Linked DNA regions of Homo sapiens: regions 1 and 2 are each linked to region 3. The links are chromatin loops, found by intact Hi-C in ENCODE. Cell type or tissue: heart right ventricle. All regions are shown on one strand. Links, peaks and the distances in the headings refer to the core of each region. The heading gives the core; the rest is flanking DNA.

Region 1 (6,492 bases), core at 440-5,439, 310 kb before region 3:
TGCCTGTAATCCCAGCTACTTGGGAGGCTGAGGCAGGAGAATGGCTTGAACCCAGGAGGCCGAGGTTGCAGTGAGCTGAGATTGTGCCACTGCACTCCAGCCTGGGCGACAGAGCAAGACTCTGTCTCAAAAAACAAAAACAGGCCGGGCACAGTGGCTCACGCCTGTAATCCCAGCACTTTGGGAGGCCGAGACAAGCGGATCACGACGTCAGGAGATCGAGACCATTCTGGCTAACACAGCGAAACCTCATCTCTACTAAAAATACAAAAAATTAGCCGGGTGTGGTGGCATGTACCTGTATTCCCAGCTACTCAGGAGGCTGAGGCAGGAGAATCGCTTGAACCCAGGAGGCAGAGATAGCAGTGAGCCGAGATCGCGCCACTGCACTCCAGCCTGGGTGACAGAGCAAGACTCCTTCCCAAAAAAAAAAAAAAAAAAAAAGAGGGCTTCCTCCCTGGACCTGTGAGTGGCAGGCGGTGGGAGGCCAGGTGGGGCAGGGTCTGGGAAACCTTGTCAGCCTCACAGAGGGCAGCCAGTGGCTGGGGAGGCGGTGGCTTTGGCCCAGGCCTCAACATTGTTCCCACCCCAGGCTTTCCAGGAGGAGCTGGCCCAGTTCCGGGAGCAACTGGACACCTGCAGGGGCCCTGTGAGCTGTGCCCTTGTGGCCCTGATGGCCCATGGGGGACCACGGGGTCAGCTGCTGGGGGCTGACGGGCAAGAGGTGCAGCCCGAGGCACTCATGCAGGAGCTGAGCCGCTGCCAGGTGCTGCAGGGCCGCCCCAAGATCTTCCTGTTGCAGGCCTGCCGTGGGGGTGAGCGGCCCGGCCTCCTACTGCCCTCACTTTCCTCGGCCAAGCTTCAGCCCCCGGGACTCACTGTCTACCTTCTCCAGGGAGCCCGGGTACCTGCCCTTCCCTGCCCCCTCTCCTGTCCTCTCCTAGAGGTCAAGTCCACGACCTTGAACCCTTAACTCTCAACACCTGTCATTCAGCGCTCTGAATGTCTCCAGTCTGGCAAGCCTGCCCTGGAGCTCTGGAGTTGGGTTCTCACCTTGACCCCACATTCACACTAGACCCCTGAGCACCCCCAGGTATCCCCGGAGTGAGACTATCTGCCTCTCCCCACCCTCTTCAGGAAACAGGGATGCTGGTGTGGGGCCCACAGCTCTCCCCTGGTACTGGAGCTGGCTGCGGGCACCTCCATCTGTCCCCTCCCATGCAGATGTCCTGCAGATCTACGCTGAGGCCCAAGGTGGGTTCTGCCTTCCTTCCAGGGCCTGGGCTTGGGCAGGGCTGGTTGTGGGGACCGTCCAGAGAGCATCTCCAGGGCTCTAAGCTGGGGTATGGCTGCCACCTGCATCCTCTGTTTGCCAAGACAATGGGAAGAAAAAAAATCTTCCTAAACCGCAAGGGCCTTTGGGAAGTGGGAGCTTCTTCCCCTGTTGGAGCCTGGCAAGAACCCTGGAGTCGGTAAGGTCAAATAGCTTTTCTGAGGTCACAGCTGTTAAGTGGCTGGGCCGAGCTTTGAACTTCCGTCTGTCATTCCTGCCCTGCACTCTTTCCACCTCCCTGGGCTGCCCTTAAGCCACAGATGGGGAGCTCCCGGGGCTGATGGAGTTCCACGATGTTGATCACTGGAATTGATTCCTCTTGCAGGCAGCTCCTGCAGGGGCACCCCTCCAGGGAGCTCTGACCAAGCAGACATCCTGACGGTCTACTCAGCCGCAGAGGGTAAGGAGATGGGTCATCGGGAGCCTGTGGTTACACAGGGCCCAGCTTCCTGGCCTAAGATCTGGAGTAGCCTTAGGGGCAGCTAGGGCTTAGGGTTGGGGCACAGAGATGCCAGCCCAGCTGTGGTCCAGCCATGTTCCCTACATGGGTTAGGATGTGTAGTAACAGCAGTGATGGTGAGTGCTGTGAGGCGCAGCTGTGCCAACCACTGTGTGTGCAGGTTTCCTCTAGGCTGTGAGTTCCACGAGGCCAGGGTAGACCTGCCTGCCCCAAGGCCCTGCTCAGTGTCTGGCACATAGTAGGTGCACAGTAAATGTTTGTTCAGTAGTGAATCTCTCCATAGGCTCACCTCTGCAAATACCTAGCAACAACTTGTTCCAGATGCAAGAAGTCCCTGCTCCCTGCCCTGTTCTCTTGCCTGATTCCTGGGTCCTGCCTCCTTGTACCCCACTTTCCACCAACAATAGGACCCCTGGGATTGGAAGGCAGAGGGTTGGGGCCTTGGTCTGATGCTCTGGCCCTGATCCCCTGACCTAGGCTATGTGGCCTATCGCGATGACAAGGGCTCAGACTTTATCCAGACACTGGTGGAGGTCCTCAGAGCCAACCCCGGGAGAGACCTTCTGGAGCTGCTGACTGAGGTGTGTTGGGGGGTTCCAGGGTGACAAGTGGCAAGGAGCTGGGTTTGCCCTTCTCCCCAGCCCTGGTATTCTGATCACCTCCTATGAACTCCATTGGCGAAGGAGGGATCCTCTGCCCTCAATACTACAAGATAACCAAACGCAGGATGGCCGACGCTGCACAGATGCCATCCACTGCAGTTCTTAGTCACACGTACTGCAGTCGGGTGGGGAGGAGGACACTGCATGTCATGCGGGGCCACCTGGGCTTGTGCTCAGAGCAGGGTGAACCTGCAGGGCCAGTGGGAAGCTGGCTTTGTAGTGACAAGAGAGTGAGATGCCCCCTGGTTCCCACGGGCAGATGTGGTTGGTTGGTTTGAATATTTCCAAGGCCTGTCAGGGGGCTGAAGTCCATTAGGGTGACGACCAGGTGGGGTGCAGCTGGTCTGCTGAGAGGGGACCTAGGGGGTGGGAGCCTGTCCTGCTGGGTGGGGACATGTCTGGCCAGAGCAGAGGAATTCACCGTTAGGCCTCTGGAGCTCTGCGAGCCTCAAAGATGTCCAGGCAGTCCTTGAAATTTTAGGCCTTGCAATGTACCAAGCCAGGGGCTCTCCCCTGGGGCAGGCTGAGCCCCGGAGGGCTGTAACCCCGGGCGCAGGCTGGGTGTGGTCCTCAGGTCAACAGGCGGGTGTGCGAGCAGGAGGTGCTGGGCCCCGACTGCGATGAACTCCGCAAGGCCTGCCTGGAGATCCGCAGCTCGCTCCGGCGCCGGCTCTGCCTCCAGGCCTGAGGGTGCGGCGGCCACGGGGGCGCTGCTGAGACGGTGGCCAGATCCCAGCGCCATTCTTGCCTCCATCCACCCCCCATCCCCCCGGTTTCCTCATCTGAGAGCGAGGCGTGGCAGCGTGGGGGTGGCCGTGCAATAAATATCTGCCGTGAACAGTGCCTGTTCTCAAGGACGTGTGAAATAAGTGAGATAATGTGTGTAAAGCGCCTGGCACTGCATATGGACGCAATAGTGTCCATGGGAACCGAGTTGGGGCCTGTGCCCAGCTTCCGGGACTTAGGAACCCAACATGGGCTGGACTGGGCTGGGCTGGGTTGGCAGTTCGGTTATGGGAGCGTCCAGGGGGAGAGGGGTCCCAGGAAGAGGACGCATATCCCTCTCCCAGACATGTCCCTGTGTATGCGCGCCCCACCTCCACCCCGCGCTGGGCCATAGAAACTCAGGAGACACGGCCTCCGCTTTCCAGGCGGCCAGAATAAAGTCTGGGGCCAAAAGCCTCTGAAACACACCTTTGCAGGTTCACCGTGATGGAGCAAGCACAGGGGCTGGGCAAGCAGCTTGCAGCCCCTGACCCAAAGCGGCGGGAGGCACATGGGGGAAAGCGCTCCCAAACGGCGTCTCGGAGGGGCCTGCTGCGGGGAGGGTGGGGTAGGGCGGGCTCGCCAGGGCTCGAACTCACAGTCCCGGGCCCGCGGCGGCGGTTTCCACCCAGCAGCCTCAGCGGCCCGGCGCGGTGGCCCAGCTCGGAGTCCCGCCCACCGGGAGCCTCGGAAGGACCGGCCTCCCCTCACTCTAAGCATGCGCGTTAAAGCGACAGCATAGGCTATAGAAAGCTTTATGAGAATAGCTGGGAGCCATACAGCCGCAGGGCCGCGTGGCCTAATGGATAAGGCGTCTGATTCCGGATCAGAAGATTGAGGGTTCGAGTCCCTTCGTGGTCGTTGCCATGTTAACGTTTTCTTCCAGCTCCACTTAAAATTTCTTCACCTGGGACTGCACCCTGGGCGACTACGACACTCGAACTGAGTGCGCCGGTCGCTCTCCCCTCACCCCCGTAGGAACACTGGGACCTCGCCCTGCGCCTCCAGTCGCGAAGCTAAGGACCCAGGGCCAGAATAGCAGCGAGGGCGACTTAGAGAACGCCGGCAGGGCCCTGGCGGACTGCGGAGCTTGAAGCCAGAGAACGCAGGTCCTGGGATCTGGTAGGGGATTGACTTCACAAATTAACGTTCAGGTGATGGAAACCGTGACAGACGCGGGGCTGGGATTGCTTGCTGTGAGGAGTTGCCCCAAGGGATCAAAGGACACCTGTAGTTTTTTGTTTTTGTTTTTGTTTTTTTTTTGAGACGGAGTTTCGCTCTTGTTGCCTAGGCTGGAGTGCAATGTCTTGATCTCCGCTCACTGCAACCTCCGCCTCCCGGGTTCAAACGATTCTCCTGCCTCAGCCTTCCGAGTAGCTGGGATTACAGGCATGCGCCACCAGGCCCGGCTAATTTTTGTATTTTTAGTAGGGTGGGGGGGTGGGCGGGGGTGGGTTCTCCATGTTGGCCAGGCTGGTCTCGAACTCCCGACCTCAGGTGATCGTCCAGCCTCGGTCTCCCAAAGTGCTGGGCTTACAGGCGTGAGCCACCGCGCCCGGCGACATGTGTAGTTTAATTGATTATTGTGATGAAAAACTTTGTATCAACTGATCATGGGGTAACAAAGTAAAAAAGAAAACGATTATAGTGGTGATGAGCCGGGCGCGGTGGCTCACGCCTCTAATCCCAGCACTTTGGGAGGTCGAGGCGGGCGAATCATGAGGTCGGGAGTTCCAGACCAGCCTGACTCACATGGTAAAACCCCGTTTCTACTAAAAATACAAAAATTAGCGGGACGTGGTGGCGCGCGCCTGTACTCCCAGCTACTCAGGAGGCTGAGGCAGGAGAATCGCTTGAACCCGGGAGGCCGGAGGCTGCAGTGAGCCAAGATCGCGCCACTGCACTCCAGCCTGGGCGACAGAGCGAGACTCCGTCTCAAAATAGAAAATAAATAAAATAAAATAAAATAAAATAAAATAAAATAAAATAAAATAAAATAAAATAAAATTCAAAGAGTATCTCCAGGATTGAGTTAATATTTCGCCGAGGGGAAAAAAAATGTCTACCAGCGGAACCCGAGTTTAGTCCGGGTGCCGAGCAGCGCCTCTTGGGGTATCCTTCCACGGGGTGGGGTATCCTTCCACGGGGTGAAGGCTGCGGAGAGTCGCAGCTGCAGGCATGGCCTCCGGTCGGCGGACGCTGGTGACCTGGCGTCGTGCAGGGTGTCACTTTCTCCTTTAATTTTTTTTGATGTTTCAGTGGTTTACGAAGGTATTTGTTTTTGGTAGAGACGGGGCGCTCACTATTTTGCCCATGATGGTCTCGAACTCCTGGACTGAAGCGTTTACTAGGTATTAAAGGAAAAGAACGTCATTAAAATACAGATTTTTTAAAAAAGGAAAATAACACACGTGTTGGGGCAGGAAAGTAAACACCCAACGTGGCGATCCTGAGATTAACACCTAGCCAGCTGGGGATGTAGAGGGCGGATTTTGGAGGGTCATTATTAAGAGGCTTCCGACCACTGGGCGGCACCCTTGGTCTAACGGACAATGCGGGGGAGGAGGACGAAGACCGACACTTCCAGAAGCGGCGGGCTCGGGATGAGGAGCCAGTTGCTGAGCTGGCATCGCGTGCCCCTTCCCATACACTCTACCCATCGCAAGTGCATCATTCGCTACTAATTACCCCTAGACTTGGGTTGTCTCCTGAGTGGAGACGACGGCTTGTGAAGGAGTTGATCCAGGCACCTCTCGCACCCTAAGCGAAGATCATACCCCTAGACCAAAGAGCGGAGCCAAAAATCTGACGTTCGGTGTCTTTCAGGTCCCTCTGCACGTGCGCCGTCTCTTTGGGGTCCCGAGGATGCTCAGGAGCGGACGAGATCTGAACCGAAGCTTGGATTGCAGTGGAGGGGCGGGAGAAAGGCCAGGGTAGGACGGGCAGGCTGTGCAGGAACCACCGCGGAGTGATGGAGAAACTGGTCTAAGACAAGCGACAGCGTTTTGTTATCCGCCCCGGTGGCCTAATGGATAAGGCATTGGCCTCCTAAGCCAGGGATTGTGGGTTCGAGTCCCACCCGGGGTAAAGAAAGGCCGAATTTTAGTGTTCCTTATCGGGCAGAAGAGTTAGAATGCGGTATACTCCAGTGGAGGTGCGGAGTTTCCGAAGGGTTACCAAAAAGGCTCTAAATCAGAAACCTCTACCTGTTTTCAAGGAAGACGAGCACAATTTCACGTTACAGAAAAAAGGAGCCGAATCTTTTACAGGAT
Region 2 (6,492 bases), core at 995-5,994, 290 kb before region 3:
GCCATATTTTTCTTCTCTTGGGTCTCCAATAACTGTGATGTTAGATCTTTTGTTAAAGTCCCACAAACACCCGAGGTTCTGTTATTTTTTTTAAGTTTATTGTCTCTCCAGGTAATTTCTATTGTTCTGTCTTCAAATTTGAGGAGTCTCCTCTTTTCTTCCATTCTGCTGTTGCCCATTCATTAAAGCTCCTTCCTTTGGTTTTGTATTTCTAGGGTGTAAACTTTCCGTTTAGTTATTCTTTATATTTTCTACTCCTTTCCTGAGACTTCATATTTTTTCATTTGCATGAAGCAGGAGTTTTAGCTGAAGCATGTTTATGGTGGCTGGTTCACCACCTTTGTCATCCCGTCAGATAGTCCAACCCCGGTATCAGTGTCCGTTGTCCGTTGATTGACATTGTTTTGTTGTTGTTGTTGTTGTTGTTTTGTTTTTTTTTTGAGACGGAGTTGCCCAGGCTGGAGTGCAGTGGTGCCATCTCGGCTCACTACAACCTCCGCCTCTGGGGTTCAAGTGATTCTCCTGCCTCAGCCTCCCGAGTAGCTGGGATTACAGGCGGGTGCCACCACGCCTGGCTAATTTTTTGTATTTTTAGTAGAGACGGAGTTTCATCATGTTGGCCAGGCTGGTCTCCAGCTCCTCACCTCAGGTGATCCACCCGCCTCAGCCTCCCAAAGTGCTGGGATTACAGGCGTGAGCCCCCGCGCCTGCGCGCCCGGCCTGATTGACATTTTCAAGCTGGGATTTTCCAGGCTTTGAGAATGACCAGGTCTGCGATGACACTCCCTGGCTGGGAGCAGGAGGGACTCCTGAGACTGCTCCCCTTGTGGACAAAGAGGAAGTTGGGCCGATGGCCGATGACGGCCAGGCCGCGAGGCTGCTGCTGGGCCCTGGGTCACAGGTCGAGGTGTCAGGCCTCTGAGCCTAAAGCTCAACCATTATAACCCCTGTGACCTGCACATATACGTGCAGATGGCCTGCAGGAGCCAAGAAGTCTGAAGAAGCCAAAAAAACCACAAAGAAGTATAACAGCCGGTTCCTGCCTTAAGTGATTAACCAACATTACAACATTCTACCACTGTGACTTGTCCCTGCCCTACCTTGGCTGATCAATCGACTTTGTGACATTCTTCTTTTGGACAATAAATCTTATGACCTCCCTACCACATACCTTGTGACCCCCTCCTCTGCTAACAATAGATAACCACCTTTTACTGTAATTTTCCATTACCTACCCAACTCCTACAAAGCAACCCCTTCCCCATCTCCCTTCGCTGACTCCTTTTTCGGACTCAGTCCGCCTGCACCCAGGTGATTAAAAAAGTTTTACTGCTTACACAAAGCCTGTTTGGTGGTCTCTTCTCACAGATGTGCTTGACAGAGGCCGCCCTGCAGTTCCTGTTCCGATCTAAGGAAGGGAAGGGGAGGCGAGGAAGAACTGGGTCCCAAGACAAGAGGGTCCATTTCGTGAGGCACACACTCAGGACAGACCCTACCCCGCTGCTCTACTCTTTCGCTTCAGTCCCTCCTTCCCGGCCTCCGCTGGCCCCCTGACCCCGCACTGATCATTAATGCAGAAGCAGCGCAGACCAGCAGCCGGGATCGCCGGTAATCCCAGCACTTTGGGAGGCGGAGGCGGGCGGATCACCGGAGGTCGGCAGTTCTGAGGTCGGCAGTTCGAGACCAGCCTGACCAACATGGAGAAACCTCTGTCATGAGCCGCTTGCCTCCACCGTGCATGCAGATCTGCAGGGGAGTGGGAAGAGGCAGGTTCTTTGGGTCATTTGAAACGGTTTGGAGATATGCAGAGGCTGGGCTCAATATTAAGTAGGAATTGGGATTTATATTGGCAGCGAAGCGTGGACCCAGGCCCCTTCGGATCCGCACTTGGGCCCCAGAGAGAGGTTGTTCCTTTCCTCCCCGCCTCCCACTCAGGACCACCCATGGCTAATGGTCCCTGACTACAAATTCCACCTGACTGGAGGCTCGGGTTTGAGGTTACACAACTCGCTGAGAAGGGGAGGATAGGGGCTCCCAGATGTCCGGAGACCCCGGCAGGGACTGTGCACCCAGCTGTCTGAATGCCAGAGGCCGGCTCCGCGGGTAGCCATCCCTGCACCACCTCCTCGGGACTAGAGTCACCACAGCCTTTGTTTTTTTGTTTTTGTTTTTGTTTTTGCAGCGCCTGTTTTGAGGATTCTGAGTATTAGGGTGGGAAGCAAGTATTATTACATCAGCCTGGCTAGCTCAGTCGGCAAAGCATGAGACTCTTAATCTCAGGGTCGTGGGCTCGAGCTCCATGTTGGGCGGAGCTTTTACCATTCTTGGTACACAGAATTCAGCATCATCGCAGGTGACCCAGTTTCCGAAGCTTGGCCCCTAACTGGAAGGTAAAGTTTCACTGAGTCCCAACTCAATCTGTGTCCCCATCAGAGGTTTCAAGGCCTCCTCCCAAATTCATCAATCTGACCACTGGACTGCTGTGTTATCTCTCACAGCCGGTGTCCGAGAACCAGAGTCTCTTAGGGAAAAGGAATAGGAGATTTGCACCCCAGGAAGTTCTGTCTGCTCACCCTAGGCTGGGGTAGAGAACCTGGATCCCTTTACGTTAGCACAAGACCCAAAGTTTCCTTCCCTCCCCCAGGAGACTCAGTCCCAGGGCTGGAGGTGGATGTGCTGCTTCCAAGTTCAGCCAAGGGAGAAGGGCCCTCCCACCCAGTTCAGCTGAGACTGTGGGTCAATGTAGGGGCCAGCCCTACAGGGTCTGTGGGGTTTTCTCCCCATGTATGTAGATGAGAGACCATAGAAATAAAGACACAAGACAAAGAGATAAAAGAAAAGACAGTTGGGCCCCGGGGGGACCACCACCACCAAGACGCGGAGACCGGTAGTGGCCCCGAATGCCAGGCTGCCCTGTTATTTATTGGATACAAGGCAAGGGGGCAGGGTAAGGAGTGTGAGCCATCTCCAGTGATAGGTGAGGTCACGTGGGTCACATGTCCACTGGACGGGGCCCTTCCCTGTATGGCACCCGAGGAGGAGAGAGAGAGAGGAAAGACAGCTTACGCCATTATTTCTGCATTTTAGAGGCTTTTAATACTTTCACTAATTCTGCTACTGCTATCTAGAAGGCAGAGCCAGGTGTACAGGATGGAACATGAAAGTGGACCAGGAGCGTGACTGCTGAAGCACAGCATCACAGGGAGACGGTTAGGCCTCCAGACCTGACTAATGTCAGGCCCTCCACAGGAGATGGTGGAGTAGAGTCTTCTCTCTAAACTCCCCCGGGGAAAGGGAGACTCCCTTTCCCGGTCTGCTAAATAGCGGGTGCTTTTCCTTGGCACTGACGCTATCACTAGACCACGGTCTGCTTGGTAACTTCCGTCTTCCCAGACGCTGGCGTTACCGCTAGACCAAGGAGCCCTCTGGTGGCCCTGTCTGGGCATAACAGAAGGCTCACGCTTGTCTTCTGGTCACTTCTCACCATGTTCCTCCAGCTCCTATCTCTGTATGGCCTGGTTTTTCATAGGTTATGATTGTAGAGCGAGGATTATTATAATATTGGAATAAAGAGTAATTACTACAAACTAATGATTAATCATACTTATATATAGTCATATCTATGATCTATATCTAGTATAACTCTTGTTATTTTATATATTTTATTATACTGGAACAGCTCGTGCCCTCGGTCTCTTGCCTCGGCACCTGGGTGGCTTGCCGCCCACTGGTCAACATGGAGAGACCACCTCCCACCTGCTCCACAATCCCCCGGCTAACTCAGGCTCTTGGGAGAGACACCAGGGCCCCAGAAACCAGTATGACCCAGCCATTACTTATCTCTCTCAGTGTTTGGATGGTGGCCCTTGTTATTAGGAGACCAGGAGTGCAGCCACCCAGTCCCTCCAAAACATGCCTAACAGGTTTTTTGGAGGCGAAGGCAACCCTGTGTAGGATGTTAATCCACCATAAAGATTTCTCATTAATCCCACTTCTGGGACAGCCTCTAAGTATTCCAGTTCATCTATTGTTTCTTGTGTAAGACTAACCATAAATTCTGCCCTTAGGTCAAAACAACCTTGCTGCTATTGCATTTACCATAAATCTTGCCCTTAAGCAAGTGCCTTAAACATTCCTTGTGAAGCACATACACCCTTTCCCTGTGGTATGTAGACCCTGGGTCTGGGCGGTAAAGGCATGGAGACCCACTATCTTGTCTCCCTGCCACGAGAGACCCAGAAGTGGATTCTGTTCATAAGTCCCTAATAAATGTTTCTTTCCTAAGAAAGATGATTTGTCAGTGTTTTTCTTCAGCCTGGCACCTTCCTTGGACTCTGGGTGTAGGTTTGCATTATGGTTGTAACCAGCCAAGGTGTGTCTTTGGAATGGGAGTCAAACCTTGATCTCTGGGCTTTAGAGTGGCTTTGGACACATTTCCCAGTGGGGGTGCTGAGGCAGTCTGGGGGCCCTGAGGAAGGCAGATCAGAGGCTGGGACAAAAGGCTACAGGCACCTCACCAGCGCAGGTCCCAATAATGCAGCACCATCGCCTCAGCCTCTGGTCAGAGTTCGAATCCCACCTCGAGGATGTTGGCTCTTGGGGCCTTATAACCATGACCTTGTGTCACAGCGATACATGGGGAATGGGGTTGGGGTCACTTGTATCCTTGGCCTGTGAGGGTTGCAGAGCCAGGGGTGGATTGCGGACTGGTGCCCACTCTTCTGTCCGAAGCTATCAATCCTGGACATTTTTCAGGGAGGGGATAGGGCTATCCTGTGATTGTCATTGAGTCTTTTTAGAAAGATTGGAGCTATCAGGCCGGGCGTGGTAGCTCACGCCTGTAATCCCAGCACTTTGGGAGGCCGAGGCGGGCGGATCACGAGGTCAGGAGATCAAGACCATCCTGGCTAACACGGGGAAACCCCGTCTCTACTAAAAATACAAAAAATTAGCCGGGCGTGGCGGCGTGCGCCTGTAGTCCCAGCTGCTGGGGAGGCTGAGGCAGGAGAATGGCGTGAACCCAGGAGGCGGAGCTTGCAGTGAGCTGAGATCACACCACTGCACTCCAGCCTGGGTGACAGAGCAAGACTCCGTCTCAAAAAAATAAAAATAAATAGAAATAAAAAAAAAAAAGAAAGACTGGAGCTATCAAATAAAGGCTGAACTAGGTATATTCCAAGAGTACAAGGTTGGCCTAAATTCAAGAAAATTATCAAAATAATTCATCATATTAACAGAATAAAAAAGAAGCTATGTGGTGATCTTAATGTTTGGAAGGGCGCTTGATGCAATTCACACCTGCATTAATCGTTTGTTTGTTTTAGAGGCAGAATCTTGCTCTGTCACCCAGGCTGGAGTGCAGTGGTGCAATCTCCACTCACTGCAACCTCCACCTGCCGGGTTCAAGCAATTCTCTCTGCCTCAGCCTCTCGAGTAGCTGGAGTAGCTAGGATTACAGGTGCCCACCACACCAGGCTAATTTTTGTATTTTTAGTGGAGTTGGGGTTTCACTATGTTGGCCAGGCTTCTCTCGAACTCCTGACCTCAGGTGAGCCTCGGCCTCCCAAAATGCTGGGATTACAGGCATGGGCCACCGTGACCAGCCAGAATCTTACTTTGTTACCCAGGCTGCAGCATGGTGGTGAGAACACAGCTCACTGCAGCCTCAACCTTCTCAGCTCAAGCAATACTCCCACCTCATGCACCAGCTAATTTTTTTGTGTGTTTTCTGTAGAGATGGGGCCTCACTATGTTGCTTAGGCTGGTCTCAAACTCCTGAGCTCAAGGGATCGTCTTGTGAGACATTGCGTCCAGCCAATTATTTTCCTTCTTTGCTTCAACTCCCATCAGTTACCAGTTCCTGGACTGGAATGCTGTTCTTCCTCCTCTTTCTTGACTGGCCCCGTATTTTCTCTCCTGTCTCAGCTTAAATGTCACTCCTAGACTCATTGTTCCCATGTCAGGAACTCATCTATATATGACAACACCCTTATGACAGCCTGTAATTTTTGAAAGTCTATTCATTTTATTTTATTTTTCCAAGACAGGGTCTTGCTTTGTTGCCCAGGCTGGAGTGCAGTGGTGTGATCGTAGCTAACTGCAGTCTCAGCCTCCTGGACTCAGGAATTCTCCTACCTCAGATTTCCAAGTAGCTGAAACAACAGACTTGTGCCACCACACCCAGCTAATTTTATTTATTTATTTAGATGAAGTCTTATTCTGTCACCTAGGCTGGAATGCAGTGACGTGAACTCAACTCATTGCAACCTCCACCTCCCGGATTCAAGCGATTCTCTTGCCTCAGCCTGCCGAGTAGCTGGGATTACAGGCGTGTGCCACCACGCCAGACTATTTTTTGTATTTTTAGTAGAGACAGGGTTTCACCATGCTGGCCAGGCTGGTCTTTAAGTCCTGACCTCTAGTGATCCACCCGCCTCAGCCTCCCAAAGTCCTGGGGTTACACGCATGAGCCACCGTAGCCGGCCTGATTGA
Region 3 (6,492 bases), core at 742-5,741:
ATTTAGGATACAGGCAAGTGCCATGACCTGGCAGCTTGGTATGTCGCTACACTGCAGGAGCCTGCTGGCTTCCCACCACTGGGAGTGCCGTTAGGTGTCTGTGCTAGACCCATGGCCAGAGGGTGAAAGGAGGCATGAGTAAATAGGCAAGAGAAAAGCGATAATATGCTGGAAGAGGCCTTAGAGCCAGAGGGAGAAGGAGCAGACAGACTCTCATAAATAAGGAGTTCTGGTGAAACAGAATTTCTGCGAGAGATTCAATTATAGCAAAACTTTATGGAACCAAAAAGCTTAAAAAAAAATCAGAAGTTTAATAGATAAACTGAAGGAGAGAATGGTCAGCACAAACTGAGTAGCCTGTTAGATCAAGTGGAAGAAACACTCAAACACAGCAAAAAAAGAGAGAGAGAAAGGAACCATGAAAGCAAAGAGGTGGAGGACCAATCAGCCCTGAAGTCGATGGTGATCAACCCATTCCTGAACCATCCCTGTGACCGGCAGATGTCCCTCTGCTTGACTTGCTTAGGCAGGGGTCCTCTGAACTCATCACAGAGCCAAGGGAGAATGGGATGACCTTAATGGGTTAAACCAGTTAGGGAACACACTGGAACAAGGGGTAGAGTCTGTGCCACAAACACAAAGAGAAAGGGTGGAAGTTTTTTTAGTGTACAAATAACCTTGAATATCTCCTGTAGTGACACATGGTGCCTAACCGAATGAACCGTTGTGAAGATAAATGAGATCTTGCATAACATGTTTAACACAATGCCTCACACATAAGCCGTGGAGAAATAGTTATTTTCTCATTTGTGTTTTAAAGGAGTATTTTTTTCTTTTTTGAGACTGTCACTTTGTTGCCCAGGCTGGAGTGCAATGGTGCGATCTCGGCTCGCTGCAACCTCGGCCTCCCGGGTTCAAGCCATTCTCATGTCTCAGACTCCCGAATAGCTGGGATTACAGGCATGTACCACCATGCTCAGCAAATTTTTTTTTGTTGTTGTATTTTTAGTAGAGATGGGGTTTCACCATGTTGGCCAGGCTGGTCTGCTGGTCTCGAACCTCTTGACCTCAAGTGATCCACCCGCGTCAGCCTCCCAAAGTGCTGGGATTACAGGCATGAGCCACCGGGCATAGCCAAAAAAGAGTTTTTAGTTTTTTTTTTTTTTTTTTTTTTGAGACGGAGTCTCGCTCTGTCTGTCACCCAGGCTGGAGTGCAGTGGCGCGATCTCAGCTCACTGCAAGCTCCACCTCCTGGGTTCACGCCATTCTCCTGCCTCAGCCTCCCAAGTAGCTGGGACTACAGGCACCTGCCACCACGCCCGGCTAATTTTTCTGTATTTTTAGTAGAGACGGGGTTTCACCGTGTTAGCCAGGATGCTCTTGATCTCCTGACCTCGTGATCCGCCTGCCTTGGCCTCCCAAAGTGCTGGGATTACAGGCGTGAGCCACTGCACCCGGCCCAAGTTTTGGGTTTTTTTGTTTTGTTTTGTTTTGAGAAGGAGTCTTGCTCTGTCCCAGACTGGAGTACAGTGGCGCGATCTCGGCTCACTGCAACCTCCACGTCCTGAGTTCAAGCGATTCTCCCACCTCAGCCTTTTAGTAGCTGGGATTACAGGCACGCACCACTATGCCCAGCTAATTTTTGTATTTTTAGTAGCGACGGGGTTTCACCATGTTGGCCAGGATGGTCTCGATATCTTGACCTCATGGTTCACCCGACTTGACCTCCCAAAGTGCTGGGATTACAGGCATGAGCCACCGCGCCCTGCCCAAAAAAAGAGTAAAGTTTGAAGGGATGTACATGCTGTTCTGTTTGCCAGTTCATCTTAACGGTGCTGTATTTAGAACCCTGGAAACAGCCGGGCACGGTCTCAAAACAAACACACACCCCGTGGAAACAATAGAATGTTGTTACTCTGTTGTTACTTAGGGAGTGTTTTTTCAAACTGTACTGTGCTTGTTACTCACATGGGGGTCTTGTTGAATGCAGATTCTGAATTAAGTGCCCATTCTGACTCAGTCCAACTGAGTCCTGAGGTTCTGCATTTTTAGCAAGCTCCCAGGTGATGCCGCTGCTCCTGGACCGCAGACTGCACTGAGTAGCAGGCACCTGAGTTTTGCCTGTTTTTATGATTGATTGGGCTCCCCACGGCATCCATCTTCTAGCCAGTGGGAAAGGGGAGAGGAAGTACAGAGCGAGCAATTTCCTTTTTTTTTTTAACCCCATCTTTTATTTTGAAAATTTCAAACCTCCTCAATTTTTGAAAGAATAATGCGCTTCACCAGTTGTTAACAATTTAGCAATATTCTTTTAAGCACATGACACAGAAGTTGCCAACATTGTGCTCTCTCTTGTTCACTGGTGAAACTTTTGGCACATAGCCTGATCCTGCTGCAGGAGAGGCTGAGAAATAAAAGCCTAGCTTGACAGTGATCTGCCTGCTGAAGGGGGTGGGATTCTGTTACTACTAGATGATGATAAAGCAGTTATTTTTTAAAAGGAGAAGATGGCAGAGTAGGACAATGGATACTAGGGGACAGTTTGACACGCAGACTCAAATCTTTTTTTTTTTAGATGGAGTTTTGCTTTTGTCGCGCAGGCTGGAGTGCAGTGGCGCAATCTCGGCTCACTGCAGCCTCCACCTCCAGGGTTCAAACGATTCTCCTGCCTCAGCCTCCCAGGTAGGTGGGATTATGGGCACATGCCACCACGCCTGGCTAATTTTTTTGTATTTTTAGTAGAGACAGGGTTTCATCATGTTGGCCAGGCTGGTCTGGAACTCCTGACCTCAGGTGATCCACCCACCTCGGCCTCCGGAAGTGCTAGAATTATAGGCGTGAGCCACCACACCCAGCCAAGACTCGAATCTTATAACCAGTTCTCTTCAAATTGGATTCTGGAAAGCTCGGAGTTGAAATATACAGCCCAGGTTGGTCGTGGTGGCTCACGTCAGTAATCCCAGTATTTTAAGAGGCCCAGGCGGGCAGATCACTTGAGGCCAGGGGTTCAAGACCAGCCTGGGCAACATAATGACATTCCCATCCCTACAAAAAAACAAAAAACCCAAAAAACCTGTTTTTTAATTAGCCAGGCATGGTGGTTCACACCTGTAGTCTCGGCTACTTGGGAGACTGAGGCGGAGGCCAGGAGTTGGAGGCTGCAGTGAGCCGAGATTGCGCCCCAGGCTGGGAGACAGAGACCCTGTCTCAACAACAAAAACTTCGCGTTAGATCTTGCATTATAGAACCCCTACAACCGGAGGGCAGCTTAAGTTGCCTGTTTTACTCAGGGACAGCCCTAAACTGCCTTTCGCCAGAATCGGACGGCTGAGAATCCAGTGTCGTCGCGGGGTGGTGCTGCCAGCTGGCTCCGGGTGGTCGGCCAGGAGCCAGCCTTGTGCACCTGCTTTCAGTTGTTGGCCAGCCCCGGCGCTGCAGGCCCTCGCGAGCTTAGGATGCGCCTGCCAGGGCCTGTGCGGGGGGGCCACTCGGTAGAGCCGCGGGACCTCGGCCCGGAAACCGCGCCACCGGCGTCCGCACACGCTAGGCCGGGGAGCCCAGAGGTCTGGCCGGCCATGTCTCGGCGACCTCCCGGAGCGAGGGACAGGGAAGGAGCCGGCCCTCACCAGTGCCCCGCATACGGGATCCTGGGCCTGGCTTCGCACGGAGCCTGCCCGCTCCCAACCTGCCCGCTCCCAACATGGCGGCAGCGCCGGCCTCAGGGGGCGGGGCCACGTGGGGGCGGCGGCCAATGGGCTTCCGGGCTGCGCTGCCGGCAGGGAGCGGGAGGCGGAAGTGCCGCGGGCTGCCGCCTCCGTCCCGGCTGCGGCCCCTGCCGGTTACATAACTCGTTGCGGGCTCCGCGCGGTCCCACTTCCCGGCTCCCTTCGCCTCCAGGATGCGCTGAGCCCTACAACACCCCCAGCGGCCGCCGGCTCCCCCACGAGGTGAGGTGGCGGGGGGCGGCCGCCGGGGCTCGGACCTGCGGCGGGGCGCCGAGGGGGCGGGGTAGGCGGGGAGGCCGCGCCGGGGTCAGGGGGGCCAGCGCCCACCGGGTACGAGCGCGCTGGTGAGGCAGGCCCGGCCGCGCCCGCGCCCCCGGCGCACGGTCCTCCCGGGAGCCGGTTTCGGGGACGGCGGCGGGGAGTGGGCGCTGGCCAGGGACGAGGGTTGAGGAGGTCGCGGCTCTCATGCTGGGTGGGAGTCGGGCCTTCTGCCTGGGGGTTGCGTCAGTGTCCGACCCCGCGATGAGTGGTCGGGACAATTTGCAACTAGAGGGTGGTCCTCATGGGTACCCTGTGGGGTGTCGCGCGAGGTGAAGGGCCAGGCCATTTCCGTCGGGTCAGCGATTTCCGCCTTCGCCCCGCTCTCGCCTGGCCTGGTCAGGGCCTGTTTTGGTACTTGTTGCGCCGATTGGAGTCATCTGCGACTTGTTTGCCCTCCTCTGAACTCCTGAAAGCCAGGGGCTCCGTCTAGGTCTCCTCCTAGTCTTATTCTCCCAGCTTTCGTTGTTAAGACAAATTCCTTACGTTCCTGGCCCTTTACAGACCGGCCCTACAGAACCCACACCCCCAGCTCCGACTTTCTTCTCCAGATTGGGTACTTCCCAGGGAGTAAAGGGAATCTGTAGCTTTTGTGGTTTGTCCTGCTGGGAAAATTTGGGGGTAAGTGGTGGGCCTTCTCTGGACGACCACCCACAAATCTGTGTGCCCAAACGGAGACAGGACCCAGGGTCTGGACATCAGGCAAGGGGTACTCTGCAGTAAACGTGGACATTGGCCGTTTCGTGGGTTTGTTTTCACTCTGCCAAGTCCTTGAGGCGTACACTTTTGTGTCACTCATTTATCTTGAAAGAAAAGGTTAACAGCCCAACAGAGTAGTTCGCTTTGGTATCTGGAGTGGTAATCAGAGTGCCAGAACTGGAGAGAACATTGCCGTGTACAGATGTTTGCCTTTTACCAGGGCACTGAAGGCATAAAACCCTTAGTTAATGCTTAACTGAGTGAACCATGAAAGTCATGTGACTCCAAAGGTCGACTCTAGAAATGCGGCAGTCCATGTAGCACTGTGATGTAGAAATTCTATGATATATGGGTCAGTGTTCACAGGCAGGGAGAGGGGGAGTCTTCAACATCTTTGAATTAAAAAGCATCTGGGGCAAAAACAAATAAATACACACATATCAGTGAACTGCTTTAAGTTCAGTTAGAGAAGGTGAGATTAAAGACCAGAAGAAACTCGAGGGAGACTGCTGTATAAGTCCCAGTTATCTTTCCAAACAGACAGGTTCATCACAGCAGTGAAGGCTAGTCTTCATCTCCCTTCTTGTGGGATTTTCTACATTAATGTGCAGATCTGCCCTTGGAGAATGGGGCGTGCATGATTGGGCTGTGGTTTGCTGGAGTTTCATCTTACTGAAGTTGCAGACACTGTGGGTTTCTGTGACAATGGTTTACACTGAAAGTAGCAAAGTCAAGGCATGGTCTGGTATCAGCATGCCAGAATAAAACACACAGACAGCTTTTTAAAAGGTCTGTGTCCGTCCTATCTTTAGCCTCTCCTGGTTGTAACTTGAAGTGACTTTGTTGCCGTGTTTGTTTTGACCAGGCCGGGACAGTATGGAGAGTATCTTTAGATGTGACTTATCTGGGTTGCTTAGCAACAGCATGCTTCAGATTAGAATGGAAGAAAGTTCCTGGATGTGAGGAGATTTGAATGATAAAAGATACTTACACCTAAAAGGAGACCAGGAGGGATTGTGCCCTGTTCTTGCTAACTGGGTGCTCGTAACTGGAGACGGGGTGTACCTGTTAGCGGTGGTTAGACGAGGTGGATACAGAATCCAGAATGGTCACATTGCAGCCATAGGGAACAGATAGATGCAGAGAAGAGGCTTCAGCCCTCTGAGTTAGGGCAGTGCATGGCCTTGCTCTGCTGAAATAGCCCAGAGGTCCCATTTGCTTGGTGACATCTCTCACTTGAATAGAAAGCTGGCTGTTTATCAGACACTGTTTTCTTAAATGGCAGCTCCTCCACATCTGCGTCATCTCCATTATCTCCCCTATCCATCTCTTTTTGGAAGGAATCCACGAAGCCCTCATGACTGTTTGTTTGTTTTTGTTTTTTTGTTGTCGTTGTTGTTTTTTGGAGATAGGTTCTCACTCTGTCGCCCAGGCTAGAATGCAGTGGCGTAATCTCGGCTCACCGCAACCTCCACCTCCCAAACTCAAGTGATTCTCCTGCTTCAGCCTCCTGAGTAGCTGGGATTACAGTCATGTGCCACCATGCCTAGCTAATTTTTTTGTATTTTTGGTGGAGACGGGGTTTTGCCATGTTGGCCAGGCTGGTCTTGAACTCCTGACCTCAAGTGATCCGCCGCCTCAGCCTCCCAAAGTTCTGGGATTACAGGCGTGAGCCATTGCATCCAGCCCGCCCTCATGGCTTTTACACCTCTTTTCCTGGTTTGCAGAAAGCAAGGCTGGGGTGTGGACC

The links. A loop is a pair of places that touch in the nucleus more often than their neighbours do. Peaks named below come from ENCODE experiments on the same cell type or tissue, not always from the same donor. Only the 100,000 strongest peaks of a DNase experiment are listed, where the experiment ranks them.
Region 1: it touches region 3 in a loop (2.1-fold over the local background); 15 of 110 quality-filtered maps call a loop at or near these places.
Region 2: a loop joins it to region 3, with 2.4 times the contacts of the local background. A loop is called at or near these places in 15 of 110 quality-filtered maps.

The regions. Positions count from the first base shown.
Region 1 is chr16:3,146,666-3,153,157 of GRCh38, forward strand. TRR-CCG1-3 (tRNA-Arg (anticodon CCG) 1-3) reads left to right here and starts at 4,009; the gene lies at 4,009-4,081. TRR-CCT3-1 (tRNA-Arg (anticodon CCT) 3-1) reads left to right here and starts at 6,235; the gene lies at 6,235-6,307. It also overlaps the pseudogene CASP16P and the pseudogene TRP-AGG6-1. RefSeq lists an enhancer at 3,082-3,131 and silencers at 3,732-4,081, 6,263-6,402. In heart right ventricle, for the core only: a CTCF peak has its summit at 3,165; DNase peaks (open chromatin) are centred at 3,316 and 3,956; H3K4me3 peaks cover 2,655 bases; H3K27ac peaks cover 1,958 bases.
Region 2 is chr16:3,162,702-3,169,193 of GRCh38, forward strand. TRK-CTT8-1 (tRNA-Lys (anticodon CTT) 8-1) reads left to right here and starts at 2,237; the gene lies at 2,237-2,309. RefSeq lists an enhancer at 3,227-3,286. In heart right ventricle, for the core only: CTCF peaks have their summits at 3,434 (motif pointing left) and 3,646; a DNase peak (open chromatin) is centred at 3,410; H3K4me3 peaks cover 452 bases; H3K27ac peaks cover 278 bases; H3K27me3 peaks cover 843 bases.
Region 3 is chr16:3,454,235-3,460,726 of GRCh38, forward strand. All of the region lies in intron 2 of NAA60 (N-alpha-acetyltransferase 60, NatF catalytic subunit), which reads left to right. Among named protein-coding and RNA genes, the nearest start is that of NAA60, 14 kb to the left of the region's middle. RefSeq lists a silencer at 3,413-4,162 and enhancers at 3,483-3,652, 5,991-6,160, 6,097-6,266. In heart right ventricle, for the core only: a CTCF peak has its summit at 3,839 (motif pointing left); DNase peaks (open chromatin) are centred at 1,847, 3,437, 3,757, 4,265 and 1 weaker place; H3K4me3 peaks cover 3,866 bases; H3K27ac peaks cover 5,000 bases.